Regions from separate parts of the Homo sapiens genome. Here region 2 is linked to region 1. A link is a loop called in an ENCODE intact Hi-C map of the cell type or tissue named here. Cell type or tissue: CD4-positive, alpha-beta T cell. All regions are shown on one strand. Links, peaks and the distances in the headings refer to the core of each region. The heading gives the core; the rest is flanking DNA. Region 1 holds the start of BUB1 (BUB1 mitotic checkpoint serine/threonine kinase). Region 2 overlaps ACOXL (acyl-CoA oxidase like).

Region 1 (8,333 bases), core at 334-8,333:
CGCATGCGAGGGATCTAGGGTGCGAGCTCCTTATGAGAATCTAATGCCTGATGATCTGAGATGGAACATTTTCATCCTGAAACCATCCCACCCACTGCCCACCCCAACCCCTTGCCCCCACCCCCACCCCACCATGAAAAATTGTCTTCCATGAAACCTGTCCCTGGTGTCAAATAGGCTGGGGACTGCTGGCCTAGCAGATACAGTCTGAACTCATTTGGCTCTTAATATACATATATACCACCTTTAAACAATTCTTTATTTCTGTGTCCTCATTTCCCAGACTAAATCACTAACCCCTTCAGGACAGGCTCTGTTTGAGTTAGACAAGGTTATAATTTGCACCTAGCTCGTGATGGCTTCTCCATCAACATTTCCTGTTGATTACTGATTGAGCCACTATCAGAAGCAGATGAAAACTTGAGTTGATGGAACCAAAAGTGTCCTAGTTCCTGTGATGGTTAGCGGAATCCAGCGCTTATCTAAAGACCTCAGAGTTTATTACCCTTTGAGTAATAAACCCCACAAATTGGAGACTCAGGTAGATTCAAAGCCATCAACACACTGGAAGAAATTTCCGCACTCAGTGAGCGTCGGGATTTCCACAAGCTAAATTTTTGTTTAGGTTTTTGGTTTTTTGTTTTTCTTTTTTCTCTCTTTCTCTTTCTTTCTTTCTTCCTTTTCTTTCTTTCTTTCTTTCTTTCTTTCTTTCTTTCTTTCTTTCTCTCTCTCTCTCTCTCTCTCTCTCTTTCTGACAGAATCTCGCTCTGTCGCTCAGGCTGGAGTGAAGTGTTGCGATCGGCGCACTGCAACCTCTGCCTCCCGGGTTCAAGTGATTCTCCTGCCTCAGCCTCCTGAGTAGCTGGGATTATAGGCGCGTGCCACCACGCCCGGCTATTTTTTGTATTTTTAGTAGAGACGGGGTTTCACTATGTTGGTCAGGCTGGCCTCAAACTCCTGACCTCTTGACCCACCCGCCTCAGCCTCCCAAAGTGCTGGGATTACAGGCGTGAGCCACCGCGCATGTCTTTTTTCTTTTTTTGGGAGGGACTCCCTCTCTGTCGCTGGAGTGCAGTGGCACGATCTCAGCTCACTGTAACCTCTGCCTCCCTGGGTTCAAGCGATTCTCCTGCCTCAGCCTCCAGAATAGCTGGGATTACAGGCGCGCACCACCACACCCAGCTAATTTTTGTGTTTTTTAGTAGAGACAGGACCTGGCTAATTTTTGTATTTTTAGTAGAGACGGGGTTTCACTATGTTGGCCAGGCTGGCCTCCAACTCCTAGCCTCAGGTGATCTGTCCACCTCGGCCTCCCCAAGTGCTGGAATTACAGGCGTGAGCCACCGTGCCCAGCCTTATTTTTTTAGGTGTTTAACTCAAGAGGCCAAGGAAGCAGAAACATCCACCCAACCTCCTTCTAGCGTGAACAGCTCTTTATTCTGTATCGTCAAGTGGCTCTTGAAACACTTTTGAGATGTGGAGTAAAAAGTTATTAAAGACCAGGGGGCAGAGAAGACTAGGCTAACTCTTTCCCAGCTCACTCTTAAGAAACATCAGCGACAGAGGAGCCCCTGGAAGACAGCAACAAAGGCTCAGCTGAGGATGCTCCCCAGCATTCGAAGGCCACCTGGGCAGACCAGGAGAATGGAAGCTCTGAGGACAACAACTTTTCTGAAACCCAGAATGACAAAGACTCTGCAAGTGCCGGAGACGCTCCAGCTTCTGGAGCAGATATGGAAGAGCCCAAGTGTGCAGACGACCGTCAGCATATGCCAACAAGTCCTCTCCCGGCACCTGCGCAAAAAGCAATAGACACAAACCCTGAAGAGGCAGAAGAAATAAAACCTAGCGAGCTCAAGGAGGATTAGGATGCTGAAGAGCCTGACCTGATCTGTTGTGGCCTTTGTATTTCATGGTGGAAATCTCTAAGGGCAAGTGAAGGAGCCCTGAGAATATCCTCCAGGGAACAGACACCCTCTCCATAGCAGCCCCTGAGCCCACTGGGCTGAGCCCTCCATAGGCTGCTTTAATGAGGGAGGGGCTGAGGTGCCGGTCAGGCTACCACATGCAGGATTCCGAGGGCCATGCAGCGCGTTCTTGTCCGCAGTGCCACTTAAGCTCATTTGAGGGGATCCAGCCCTGCCCTCCATGTCCCCAGAAGACAACAGGGAGGGAGCTTCACCAGTTCAACATGAGCAGCCACCGGGGTTGATCATGAATCCCCGTTTCATGCCTCCTGGGAAAGGTGTGAGAAGGAGGGAGGCACCCCGAGGCTTCTTGCCACACAAGCAGCACCCGCAGCCCAGCATTGCACACCTGCGAGCACTCAGTAGGTCCTGGCATCAAGAAGGGGAAAGGCCAGGATCCAAGACCCGCTGGGATGTGCCCAGTCCCACGGACCCCCCAGCCTCCATGGAGCCCTCGGTGTCTGGGGTGGCCTCATGGCCCCGTTTCTCAAGATGAGGTTGGAGGCTTCTGTGTGTAGAGAGCACTGGCTTGGGCATCAGTGGTTCTGTGTCTGTGTCAGACACCAACAAGAAACCCTTGATATACATATTGTAGCAGGACGAGCCGCAGACAAAACTCCTGACACTGGATTAAAGAAGGAAGAAGTTTATTCGGCCGAGAGCGTTGGCAGACTCGCATCTTAAAAGCCGAGCTCCCCAAAAAAGAAATTCCTAGCCCTTTTAAGGGCTTACAACTTGAAGGGGGGGGTCCATGTGAAACGGTTGTGATAGATGGAGCAAGCGTGGGGAACGTGACTGGGGGCTACATGCATCGGCTAACAGAACAAAAAGTTTTACAGCGCTTTCTCATACAATGTCTGGAACTTACAGATAACACAAGTAGTTTTGGTCAGGGGTTAACATTATTATTATTATTTTAACCACCAAGGCCGGGTGGTGGCGCCAAGGTCGTCTAGCTATTTATCTTACTTCTGTTTCTTTCTAACTTTTTGCTGTCTCACTTTTCTCCTGTCTTATAAACTAGGGAAAAGGGGAGGTGGTGGAGAAGAAGCTGGGAGGGACAACAGGAGAAGTGGTGGTCTCATTCCATAGTATAAGCACATTTTTTCCAATAAGTCAACCTTAGCTTACTGTAACTTTTTCACTTTATAAACTTAGTATTTTAACTTTTCAAAAAACAAACAAACAAAAAACAAAAGAAACATCAGCCTATTACATATTTCCTCTTTAGACATCTGGACTCCTCTACAAAGAGGTGTCTATTTTTGATTTTATGGTGTCTAAGAACTTGGTCTCCCAGAGTGCCCTGTCCCCCAAAAGATGTTCAAAGCTGGCATTCTATAATCTACCCAAACTCTTCTGCTTTTGTGTTAATTACAGCTGGCTGCAGAGAGAGTCCAGTCCCGTGAGCCCCATCTTCCGCTTGAAGCTGTTTGACAGGTCCCCTGTGTGGCTCAGGGCCCAGCCTTTCAGATCAGTTCAATAAAACCCAGGGGTCTACTCCAAGGACACTAACCCATCACTTTCCAGTGCCTCGTATAATTACGCAGCCGACCCTAGAACGCCCTCCCCGCCTCCACGTCCCCTCTACATGAAGGCGCTAAGCCCAAAACTCCTCAGGTTTTTCCACAGGCCGTCGTCACTCCCTCTTTGCCACGGCGTTTGAGATTCTGGGCTAAGACTATTGGTTTCAGCATCTGGGATGTTTTCTCACAGCCGAGGACGCTGAATAGAAAACTGCCAGAAAGCGGGAGGGGTCCCCGGCAGCAGGTCCCGTTTTTTCTCCCCACCTGCCTCCCGGGTGCTGCGGCTTCCGCCACGACAGTCTCGACCCTGCACACGGATTTTTTTCCTCCGTTCCATGAACCAAACATAATGATTCTGGTTTACATATTTAAGCGAAGGGGAGAAGAAACGCGACTCTCAGGACCCAAGGGCTGAGGCAGGGTTTTTCTGTCTCAAAGACCTCCAGTTAAGACATTTTTCTCCTGCAAAGCCTTTCCTACAATGATGGCTTAATCGTGTAATTATGTAAACCAGTCACAACCTGGATAGCTAAAACAAAAAAACCAATTCCCTACGCCCGAGCCAAGCCTGCTCCCCCTCGCCGTGCCGCATCCCAAACACCCCGCGCTCGCTCAGCCAACGGCCAGGTTTCGGTTCAACCGAAAACCACGGGAAGTGGGAGGAGCTACTGGCTCAAGGGAGGGAGGTGGGACTTGACCTCCGAGCAACGGCCCCGGTGATTGGCCAACCTTCTGCCGCCGCCACCAATGGGCAGGCGCCCTGAAACGTTCGGCGAGCCGACTGCGGCTGCGCGGGGTATTCGAATCGGCGGCGGCTTCTAGTTTGCGGTTCAGGTTTGGCCGCTGCCGGCCAGCGTCCTCTGGCCATGGACACCCCGGAAAATGTCCTTCAGTAAGTGTCCGTCTGGTGGGGTGGGGAAGCCCAGGGGGCTGGGGCGCCTGGGGTTCGGGCCCGGCCCGCCCCAGACCTGCCTTCTTTTGCCCCCTTCGCCCCCTTCCTGGGTTTGGAATGTGTCCCACCCAGCAAGGCCGTGGGCTGCTTGAGAGCCGGGGAGGGCTCCGGCACCTTGGGTTCCGCTGAGGCCCGGCGCTTGTCCGCCCATCTGCGCCGCGGTGGCCGTTTGGAGCAATCTGGATAATTCGTTAGGCCCTCAGAGCTCTCGTTTATTCTTTGTAAGGAATCCCCTCCTGACAGTTCAACCTAACAAAAATCCTGAACCTTGTGTTTAGATTTTGTGATACGTTTTCAAAGTCACGTATTTAACAATTCGACTACAGTAGGGAACGAATTTAAAGTTGCTCTCCTATCCATAATCTCACTGCTATTTTTTAAAAGTCTTTGAATACAGGGTACTTTAAGAAAAAAAAATTGAAAAAAAATAGCTTTGCTCATTATTGAGTGATGTGTGCCAACCTGCTAACATCACTCACTTTTTACTTAAAGTTCCCACGCCTTTGTTTTATGACTTAGATGATTTACCCAGACTGTTACTTAAAGGCATTTAAAACAATTAAGTCATAGGTTCAGGAAGTAAAACTGGTCCGTTTTATCAGTTCTTTGCGATCAGAAGACCGAGATTGTTAAATGCAGTCAAAACAAAAATCCATTTGCTCTAAGACTTTTTCTGTAACCTTCAACCTAGCCAGCAAATTATTTTCTTTCAGAAGTCCCCCGCCCCTTTTTTAAAGGTAAAGCAGATATTCCTGGTCCTGTTTTGACTTACTAAAGATTAATGTGCTTTAATGAACTGGATGTTTTACTATTACAGTGCATTTAGGTCATTTTACTAGAGAAATGTGGTTGGTGTTAGAATATGAAATGTTTACCTTGGGCGAGCCTACTAGACATATTTTGGAAGAAAGGTTCTGAAATAGGGATTTGTCCCTCTGCTATAAGACATGAGAGACATTCAAACTTCAGAATTATTATTTTTTTTAGTTTTAAAAATAAGCAATGCGTTTATATGACTAAAAGAAGATTTAGAACAGTATTTACCGAGAACTCCTGTACCTGACTACTGTCCCACTCTGTCACATGTAACCGTTTTTCTAGTTTCTTTTTGGAAATATAAATATTTACATTATTATAATATATTAAATGTCTGCACGTTTGTATACATTTTTTGCCTTTACCACACATAAAATATAACAGTATATATATACGCTGCTCTTTTGCCTAACAATATCCCTGGAGATCTCTACCAATACATAAAGTTCTTTCTTATTCTTTTTTTACAGCTGTGTAATACTTCATGTACCCTAATTGATCTAAGCAGTCAACACAGGTTGTTGACAATCTGTTTCAAATAGTGGCACGGTGAAAAATCTTGTACATAACATTTTGCGGATACACATGTGTATGTGTCTTCTAGATCTGCAGAAGCGGTTTGTTGGATCAAAAGCAAATCAGTCCAGTTTTGGTAGATAATTCCCTTGGCAGGAATTGAGCACATGCCCACCTACAAGCAAGATGCGACAGAGAGCCTGTTTCTTATTGCTGCACCTACACAATCTTTTCACATGTTTTTTAGTTTTGCCAATCTGATGAGTGAAGAATTGTTTCTCAGCGAAGTGAATTTCTGTTATGAGAGACTGAACATTTTTCATGTTTGTGAGCCATGTATCTTTTTCTGTGAAATAATTTATTATGCCCTTTGCTCATTAAAAAAAAATAGGTTAATAGTTTTTTTCTCAGCTTCTAAAAGCTCATTGTTTTTCCAGTTTATCATTTCTCTTTTGACTATTTTGTGGTTTTTTTGTTTGTTTTGGTTATTTGCCATGGAGAAGTTTTTATTTATATATAGTTGTCTTTATTTAGCTTTTCTTTTGTGGCTTCTGGATTTTGAGTCATAAGAAACATTGATTTCATTCATATACCGAGGTGATAGCTAGAAGTAAATATTGCTTTTTAGGCAGGACATGGTGGCTCATGCCTGTAATTCTAACACTTTGGGAGACCAAGGTGAGAGAGTCACTTGAGGCCAGGAGTTCAAGACCAGCCTGCGAAATATAGTGATACCTCATCTCGGCAAAAAATAAAAAATTAGCCAGACATGGTGGCATGTGCCTGTAGCCTCAGCTACTCAGGAGGCTGAGGCAGGAGGATCTCTTGAACACAAGAGTTCGAGGTTACAGCGAGCCATGATTGCACTGTTGCACTCCAGCGTGGGCAACAGAGCAAGATTCCATCTCTAAAAAAATAAAAATAAAAATACATATTGCTTTTTACATCGTTTTTTCAAAAAAAAAAAAAATCTTATAGTGTCTCAGATAGAAAACCTCGGAGTCTTCCTGACTGGTTTCCCACTTCGATTCTCACCTCTACCTCCTTCACACAGAGGGACATTAAAATGCAAATTAGGTCTTGTCACCCCCACCTTTTCCTGCTCATCACACTTGAACCACACTGGCTTGCTTTCTGTTCTTGAAGTTCTCTCAGCCTTGACCATTTCCCCCTCAGATAGCTACGTGGCTGTCTGGCACTGATCACATGTCACCGCCTCTGAGAGGCAGGGCTTCCTTGACCAGCCTATCTAAAAATAGTAACTCATCACATTCTCACCCTTTCTCCTATTATATGTTATTTTGTTTGTTCTTCTGAGTACTTAATGTAACCTGACATTACTTTGCATGTTTCTTTTTGTTTAGCCCTTCTAGCTCTCCCCAAGGGGAATTTTGCTTTGCCTGGCTGCTTTTTTTCAGCTGTAGTTGAGTATATGGAAGTGGGGGATGCAGAGTTCTCTGGGAGCTCTGTGGCTGATTTCTGAGCACTGTTATCATCTGCTCTTCCTCAGGGACTTTGTTACTTTGAAGCAATGAAAACAAACTGTGTCTGGGAACTCTACTTTGTGGTACTCTGGGCTGCCTCACACCCGTTTACAATCCCTCTTTGACTCGTTCCAGCCGTGTCTCAGCCATGCTCCTGGGAAGCAAAGGCAGGTGTCTGAGTCAGTGCCATGCCTGGATCCCACTGGAAGGGCAGGTGTCTCAGTCAGTGCCATGCCTAGATCCCACTGGAAGGGCAGAGGTCTGAGTCAGTGCCATGCCTGGATCCCACTGGAAGGGCAGAGGTCTGAGTCAGTGCCATGCCTGGATCCTGCTGGAAGGGCAGGAGTCTGAGTCAGTGCCATGCTTGGATCCTCTTGTTAGGAGGAGGAGCAAACTTCTGGCAACTGCCCCTCATGGTGGTAGTGACATTGGGGTTCCGTGAGAGGAGAAGGAGACTCTTGGGGATAGAGCTGGGACTTATGGAAAAACACTGGCTGCTTCTGAGTTTTCTGACTATGTCTGAGCGAATGCTTCTTAAAATTTTAAATACTATTTGGATCGATATTTAAGATTTTCATTTTAATGCATATAAATGGTGTATATATAAAATGATTGATATTTAAGATTTTTGTTTTAATGCACATAAATGGTATATATAAAATGAAGTATATCTTTTGCTTGTAGAAATTATCCCTAATATCCCATGTGCATACCTTTCTCTCTTCTAGGATGCTTGAAGCCCACATGCAGAGCTACAAGGGCAATGACCCTCTTGGTGAATGGGAAAGGTCAGCATTTAGTTATTTTATTTCCCTTAAACAAACTATACACTGCCCCATGGAAAATTAACATTATCCATATTTTTCTAGATACATACAGTGGGTAGAAGAGAATTTTCCTGAGAATAAAGAATACTTGATAACTTTACTAGAACATTTAATGAAGGAATTTTTAGATAAGAAGAAATACCACAATGACCCAAGATTCATCAGTTATTGTTTAAAATTTGTAAGTATACTTAAGATGTATAATCAAATCTATAATCATGTTGTACTTTTGCTTTTTAAACTTA
Region 2 (8,333 bases), core at 233-8,232, 72 kb before region 1:
GTAAAATGGTACAACCACTTTGGAAAAAGATCTCATAGATTTCATAAAATTAAACAGATACCTATCCCATGACCTGACAATTACATTCCTAGGTATTTATCCAAGAGAAATAAAATTACATGCCCACACAAATTGTCATAGAAGAATGTTCTTATCAGCTTTATTCATAATAGCTCCAAACTAGAAACAGCCCTGGTGTCCATCAATAGAATTGGTAAACTATGATCTATTCAGAGGATGGAATGCTACTTAGCAATAAAAAGGAACATACTGCTGATACACAATAAATGACATATATTAACCTAGGAAACATTGTACTGTGCTCTTGTGGGTCACTTGCTCTGGAGGAAACCAGTTGCCAAGATGTGAGGACACTCAAGTAGCCTTATAAATAGTCCACCTGGAGAGGAACTGAGGTCTCATTCCAATAGCCCTGTCAATGAGTGTATTAGTCCACTTTGCATTGCTATAGAGGAACATCTGAGACTGGGTAATTTATAAATAAAAGAGGTTTATTTGGCTCACAATTCTGCAGGCTGTACAAGCATGGCATCAGCATTTGCTCGGCTTCTGATGAGGCCTCAGTGAGGGTTTCTACTTCTACTCATGGTAGAAGTAGAAGGCAAAAGGGGAGCAGGTGTGTCACATGGCAAGAGAGGGGGTAAGAAAGAGAGGAGGAGGTGCCAGAGTCATTTAAACAACCAGCTCTCAAGTGAACTAATAGAGTGAGAACTCACCACCAGCAGGAGGTCAGCACCAAGCCATTCATGAAGAATTTGCCCCCATGACCCAAACACCTCCCACTAGGTCCCACCTCCAACATCAGGCATGAGATTTGGAAGGGAAAAACATCCAAACTATATCAATGAGCCATTGTAGAAGTGGCTCTTCCAGCCCCAGTCAAGCCAGGGCCAACATCCTAAATGCAACCTTATGGGAGAGCCTGACCCAGCGCCACCCAATTAAGACACTGAAATTCCTGACCCACAGACACTGCGTGAGACAATATATATTGGGGTTTAAGCTGCTAAATTTTGGAGTAATTTGTTACATATCAGTAGATAGCTAATACACACAGTAGTGTCATGCACACACACAAAATTGACGGACATGACAAGTATCTTATTTTTAAAGCACTGTAGCAACATACAATGCAACAAGAACAGAGGCATGAGTCGTAAATGTACAGCCCAGTGAATTATCGCAAAGTAACTTCAACTGTGTAATCCACACCCAAGCCAAGGAAAATCACATTCCAGGACCAGCATACAAGATCCCCCTCAATCACTACTTTCTCTCTCCGAAAGTGCTAGCTGCTATCCTGCCTTATAACTTCATAAATTATTTTTTACTTCTTTTATTTATTTATTTTGAGACAGGGTCTCATTATGTTGCCCAGGCTTGTCTTGAACTCCAGGCCTCAAGCGATCCTCCTTCCTCAGCCTCCCAAGTAGTTGGGACTATAAGTACACCAACATGCCCAACGTATTTTTTGTATTTTGAATATTAAAGAAATAGGCCAGGTGCGGTGGCTCACATCTGTAATCCCAGCACTTTGAGAGGCCAAGGCAGATGGATAACCTGAGGTCATGAGTTCAAGACCAGCCTGGCCAATATGGTGAAACCCTGTCTCTACTAAAAATACAAAATTAGCCAGGTGTGGTGGCACATGCCTGTAGTCCCAGCTAGGGAGACTTGCTTGAACCCAGGAGGCAGAGGCTGAAGTGAGCCAAGATCGTGCCATTGCACTCCAGCCTGGGCGAGACAGAGCAAGACTCCATCTGGAAAAAAAAAAAAAAAAGAAGAAGAAAGAAAGAAAGAAAAGAAATGGGATTATCTACTATGTATTCTTTTGTGTCTGGCTTCTTTCACTTAGCAATGGCTAATTAAGAGTCATCTTTAGTATCTGTTGTAGTTGTGGTTCATTCATTTTCATCGTTATACAAGATTAAATTGAATTAATATACCACTAAAATATGTTGAGTCAACAAATTGTGTGATTCTGATAATAAGTTCTAAAACAGACAAAACTAACCAATACTGGGGTGAAAAACACACACAACCGTGGTTACCTCCAGGAGGGTGGAGGCAAGGGTTGACTGGCAAGGGTATAAGAGAACTTTTTGGGGCGATGATAATGTTCTATGTATTTTGATAGGGGTTGGGTTACATAGGTGTATATATTTGGCAAAGCCCTGAGAATGTACACTTAAGATTTTTGCATTTCATTGTATGAAGTTCTACAGCAAATGAAAAAGATCTGGCATGTATTGAAGTCTTCTTAGCAGTATGCACACTGAGTTATTTAGGGGGAAGAATATTTATGTTAGTAATTTTGAAATGCACCCAAAAACCCAAAAATGGGATATGGTGAATAGAGAGATCAATAGATGGGCAAATACGTGATAAAGCAAGTATAGTAGCATGTTAATGCCAGAATCTAGGTAGTGGATATAAAGATCCTCAATGTCAAGGTCTTCCCATTTTTGTGCATGTCTAAATTTTTTTTTTTTTTTTTTTTTTTTTGAGACGGAGTCTCGCTCTCGCCCAGGCTGGAGTGCAGTGGCACGATCTCGGCTCACTGCAAGCTCCGCCTCCCAGGTTCACGCCATTCTCCTGCCTCAGCCTCCCAAGTAGCTGGGACTACAGGCACCCGCTACAATGCCTGGCTAATTTTTTTGTATTTTTTTAGTAGAGATGGGGTTTCACCATGTTAGCCAGGATGGTCTCAATCTCCTGACCTCATGATCCGCCTGCCTCGGCCTCCCAAAGTGCTGGGATTACAGGCGTGAGCCACCGCGCCCAGCCGCATGTCTAAATTTTTAAATATAAAGTGTTGGGGCCAGGCATGGTGGCTCACACTTGTAATCCCAGAACTTTGGGAGGCCAAGGCAGGCGAATCGTTTGAGCTGAGGAGTTCAAGATCAGCCTGGGCAACATGGCGAAGCCCCATCTCTACAAAAAATACAAAAATTAGTGGGGCACCTGTAGTCTCAGCTACTCAGGAGGTTGCAGTGGGAGGACCACTTGAGCCTGGAAGGTCAAGGCTGCACTGAGCCAGGATTGTGCCACTGCACTCCAGCCTGAGCAACAGAGCAAGATCCTGTCTCAAAAAAAAAATTATACATATATATATATATACACACACACACCCATACACATACACACACAAATATATGTGTATTTGTTTATATATAATATGTATATGTTTATATATAATATGTATAATATGTAATGTATATATATGTATATATATAGTAGTGGAAAAAAGTAGATGATCAGAAATGGAATTATGGTAGGGCCATTGTTTTCTTAAGTAAGAACTTTGTGCACAAAAGTTGGTTTCTAAATACCGTTCTCAAATAAAAGAAACTAGGGCTCCTTGGATAAATGGCTGATTCTAGGACAGGGGCAGGGAAAATATAAGATGAGCCCGAAACTCCCAATGGCCAAAGCTGGAACAATTTGAGCAACAAAAATGTGCTGTTAGATTGTAACCCAAAATATAAAATAAACATGTTAGTCTATACTGATATAAGTAAATGATTTAATAAATAAATACATGGGGGAAAGAGATCAACCTCCTATAAGAAATAATTTGTGTAGATACTCTCTCCTCCAGAAAATGGAGCTTAACTAGCCCCACCTACCCACTCACCCAACTTGAATGTTGGACAGATTGAATGACTAGTTTCCAGAGAAGGAAAAGGTAACTGTACAGTGGAGAAACCTGACAAGCACTACAAACATCACCAGGGATAAGCCATGTCGATGGAATGTACTCACTAATACGATGTGATGCTCAGGATATTCTTCCCAACACCCATAATTCCAGTCTAGTCATACGGAAAACACAGACAAACCCAAATTGAGAGACATTTGACAAACACCTGACCAGTACTCTTCAAAACAGCCAGGTCATGGAAAGCATGAAAGACAGAGGAACTGTCACAGACCAGGGGACCCTGAGGACGTGTGACAGCAAAACACAGTGTGGCATCCTGGATAGGACCCTGGAGCAGAAATCGACCACCAGTGGGAAAACTAAAGAAATACAAACCAAGTCTAGAGTTTAATAGATGCTGCTTTGTTTTTCTGAGATGCAGTCTCCCTCTGTCACCCAGGCTGGAGTGCAGTGGCGCGATCTCGGCTCACTGCAACCTCCACCTCCCTAGTTCAAATTATCCTCTTGCCTCAGCCTCCAGATTAGCTGGGATGACAAGTGCCCGCCACCGTGCCCAGCTAATGTTTTTGTATTTTTAGTAGAGACAGGGTTTCGCCATGTTGGCCAAGCTGCTCTCGAACTCCTGACCTCCAGTGATCCACCGGCCTCAGCCTCCCAAAGTGCTGAGATTACAGGCGTGAGCCACCCTGTCCGGCCTGTCAATGCTGCTGTCTTCGTTTTGACAAATGTGCTATGGTTGTGTAAGATGTTAACAACAGGGGAGGATATATGGCAAATCTCTGTACTATGCTTTGTAACTTTTCTATACACTGAAAATTATTGCAAAATAAAAAGTTTATTTTAAAAAGAAGGAATAGCCAAGGCAACACAAACAACAAAATGACCTTTGTGCATTAAAAATGAAAACAAAAAGCTGAAACATTTTTAAAAACAGTCTTTGTGCATGGTTTTCTCAAAATCTAAATCAAAAATCAATTTTGATCTAGTGGAAAACACATCTTCAGATACCAAATTTGAATGCCATCATGACCAGGGACACCCTAGGTGTCCACCCTTCGACCACAGAATGATTCCAGGTAGCACAGACATTCTGGAATTAAGCATCAACACGAACTTCAAAATCAAGCTGCTTTCACAGCATGCTCCTGCTTTAATAACCTGCCCCTTTTTCCTGGTCCCTTTTGCAAGTTTGCTTCCAGAAACACCTCCGATTCAGCCTGTGATAATTCCCTACAGCATTCTCTTCTTGTTGAAAACGGCAAGAATAAAAAATGCTTTATGTCCAACACCAACAAGGTGAAACCACGGCCAAGCAGTCACACAAATGACAGGTGGGCATGAAGAACAAATCCCCAAAGGCGGAGAGCAAAGAAACCATCTGCCTTCTAGTAAACACCACAGCTGCATAAACACCGCAGCTGCACCCACAGCTCAACCTCCTACCGCCAAAGCATTCACCCCACTCCCAGGAGCCACCTGCACAGCCTGATGAATTGATGGTGAATGGAAACAGAAACTGTTTAATCATCTTGTGGTAACTGGCAAACACTGCAAGCTCTGAACCAGCAAGGGAGACTGAGAAAATGCGAAGACAGGGCTTTCTAAGTACTGTGGTTTAATTTCAGTTGTGAAGTCACTCAGCCGGGGAAATGTACAGCTGCTAATTGGCAAAGTCTACAAAGGTAGCAGGGAAGAAAGACTCAGGAGATAGAAAAAGGGAGGCAGAGGAAGAAAAGATCCCCTGCACCAGAGATAAAGCCTGATAGGCACTTCCAATCCACCCCCCTGCATCCTGGGCACTCCACGGAGTGCAGTGAGGAAAAGGGACACTCCCTCTCCAGCCTTCCTTTCTCCCATCTTTCCTTGTTTCCTTGCCTCCTTACTTAAGTTTTCATTAGGCACCTGCACCACGCTAAGTAGGAAGAATCCAAGATACCTTGGCCCATTCCTCTCCTCAGAGAGCTCAGACTCTAGCATAGAAGACAGAGGAGCAGGAGTGTCCCACCAAGACAGGGAGAGAAATTTTTCACATTATCACTAAGCCCCACGTGGCCAGGGCTCTGCCGCCTCACAGGGGATGGATGGCATGGTTGTTTTCTGCAGAAGAAAACCTTTAGTGCAGCAACTACCTGTACTTACTGTCAGGATGAGCTGCAGGGGTGGCAAGAAGACAGAGTGAGAACCATATTCCTCTGCAGATGCCAATAAGAGGGGCATATGTGGGCAGAGAGAGGAGGCCCCCAGGAGGAGAGAATGGGGAGGAGGTGGTAAGGTAGAAAGGGCTGGAAGGGAGCAGACAGGAAGTAAAGGGAGAAACAGGACCACATGAGCAGAGATGCAAACAGATATAACCTCCTAAGACAACAACACAAGCCATAAAAAAAACACAAAAACATTTCTTCACTAGGTAAAGGTATGTCGGTTTTGGCAGACACTGCTGGTGGCTCTTCCTCCCCTGCCAGGATTCTGAGGTAGGTCACTCCACTGCCCAGCCCCAGGGCACGTCTGATTGACTCAGGTCATCACAGGGTCCCAACCTCCAGGAAAGTGATCAGCTTAGAAATGAAATTTGTTGCTTGAAACGAGGACGGTTATTTTTATAGTGTGAATTTAGGAGACACTGTGGCTAGAATGGCACACGAGAGGCTAGCTGAGAAAACAAAAGTGGGTGTGCAGCCCCAGCTGTTAAACACACCAGAGGATGCACCCAGTCCTGTGGCCAATGGATATAACCAGGCCTGACTCCCTCCTGAGGCTGCACTCTGCCCATGGGATGGCTGAGTCTGCTGGCTTGCAGGCTCCTTGTTTCTGGCTGTCGTTTAAATATGATGCAATTGGTCACCCAAAGGATGTCTCTAGTTGTTAGAAACAAACTCACCCATCCAAACCCAAAGAATGGACTCAGAGACCCAGAAAACAGCCAAAGTGAGACTTTTAATGACAGTCTTGTAAGATCAGGCGTCTGATAGGCAGGCAGACCCAGCACAGTTTCAACAAGCAATTCATCCCCTAGTGTGCAGGTCCCTCCCCCAGTTCCTCATAGGTTGAGTACTATGGGGTCACAATCTTCCTGGATGTCACCAACTGATTGTTGGGTAGGGGCTTTAGATGTCTTTTTTAGGGTTCTTTTGCTGCATTTTATTTCAGCCCACAGTACATTGCAATCCTAGTTAGCTCAGGGCTCTTCAAGTACATTTGACTTATGACCTAAGTAGCTGGGCAGGCTGATAAGAACAGATAAAGTGAGCTATTTTGGAGACTAGTAAGCTTTCATCTTAGACTAAACTTTTTTGGTTCAGGTGAAGGCAACTAAAGGGCGGGGGGAGAAGAGGGGGAAAGGGGGAGGCCGACAAGCAGGCATCCGCTATTTAAGCAGGGGCCTAGTATATCCTGTTTCTTCGGTAGTTCGCTGACCTAAGTCAATTTAAGGCACTTTGTCTTGGAAAGAGACCACTGTATACATTATTTCCTTCATGGTGGAGCGTGACTGTGCACCAATTCTGCAGGCGTCTACGGTGCAAACTCATCGTCTTCAACAACAAATCCATTCGACGTACATGTGGAGGAAGCCCCCTCATGGAGGCAGGCAACATGCCCAGGAGCCGGGTCCCATGCTGGAATCTGGGAGCCACTCATGCACTTACTTGTCCATTTACAAGTAAATGGGAAGTAGGAAGGTGGACATGGCGATTCCCTCAAGGGCCAACTACAATCTGAATTGTAGTTGGATCTTGGGGTCTGAGATCACTTAGGGACAAAGGAAAGGTTGAGTCAATATTCTCCCATGGCTATCAGGAGGGGCAGAGAGAACAGCCAGGGATCTGGGGGTCTCAGTGATTTCTGCAGCATTCACAATAAGCCCATAGACACTGTTGAAAAAAAACAGAGGTTTGCATATGTTCCGTAAAGGCATTGTTATGAAGAGAAGGACGGCAATCGGAGTCCCCTGCTCAGCTCTGCAGTCAACATCTGTCTACAGCTGTAATCTGGGTAAGCACCATTCTCAACTCCTGGTCTCAACCCATGGGCAAAGCTTTACTTGTAGAGTGAGAACAGAGTATAAATCTTGCCAGCCTTGACGTTGTAAGGTAGAGGATACAGAGAAGAGACTTAAAGAGAAGAGATACTATCAACACTCAGTGCAACAGGGTAAAGAAAAATAAAAATGATACACACTAACAGGAGGTGACAGGAGACTCTCCAGTCCCCTTGCAGGAAAAGAAAGGGGCAGAGGTGGCTGCTTTCCCTGACTATGGTGCAGATCAAAGTTCTGCACTCTCAAGACACAGTAAGAATGACTTTAGCTAGAAAACCAGTCCAGGTTTCCTCAGAATTGCAGCCACTTTCAGAAGCAGTGAGGAATGGGTATTGATGACACTTCATCTCTTTAGTCAGACATTGGTTCCTTGCACGGGTAATATTTTCATTTGGAATCAGTCGGCAAGCGTCTACCCAGAAAAACAAAAATATTGCTGATCTTCAGATCAAAGTCACAGAAAAGGAAGGTAGTAGAACCCCCACTAACTTCCCATTTAAGGCAGAAATGCCTGACCTGTGGCTTCCCGGGCTCTCTTCTGTGACATTACTTCAATCACTAGAATGGTCCAGAGACTAAGGGAAAGCATCTGCTGTCCCTTCCCCGAGCTAC

Evidence for each region. Hi-C counts contacts between places; a loop is a spot of excess contacts. Peaks named below come from ENCODE experiments on the same cell type or tissue, not always from the same donor. Only the 100,000 strongest peaks of a DNase experiment are listed, where the experiment ranks them.
Region 2: a loop joins it to region 1, with 3 times the contacts of the local background. A loop is called at or near these places in 28 of 110 quality-filtered maps.

What each region holds. Positions count from the first base shown.
Region 1 is chr2:110,674,022-110,682,354 of GRCh38, reverse strand. It overlaps BUB1 (BUB1 mitotic checkpoint serine/threonine kinase), which reads left to right and starts at 4,292. Exons shown (of 25, transcript NM_004336.5): 1 at 4,292-4,385; 2 at 7,990-8,049; 3 at 8,131-8,269. The coding sequence starts at 4,360. LOC105373554 (a long non-coding RNA gene) reads right to left here and starts at 4,143. Exons shown (of 2, transcript XR_923189.4): 1 at 3,758-4,143. RefSeq lists enhancers at 3,273-3,362, 3,623-3,682, 3,195-4,115, 4,116-5,036, 7,108-7,327 and a silencer at 4,193-4,592. In CD4-positive, alpha-beta T cell, for the core only: no CTCF peak of the experiment used is centred there; DNase peaks (open chromatin) are centred at 4,184 and 6,924; H3K4me3 peaks cover 1,891 bases; H3K27ac peaks cover 817 bases.
Region 2 is chr2:110,745,492-110,753,824 of GRCh38, reverse strand. The region is part of intron 1 of ACOXL (acyl-CoA oxidase like); the gene reads right to left. Among named protein-coding and RNA genes, the nearest start is that of ACOXL, 17 kb to the right of the region's middle. RefSeq lists enhancers at 564-1,065, 5,081-5,340. In CD4-positive, alpha-beta T cell, for the core only: no CTCF peak of the experiment used is centred there; a DNase peak (open chromatin) is centred at 5,154; H3K4me3 peaks cover 687 bases; H3K27me3 peaks cover 309 bases.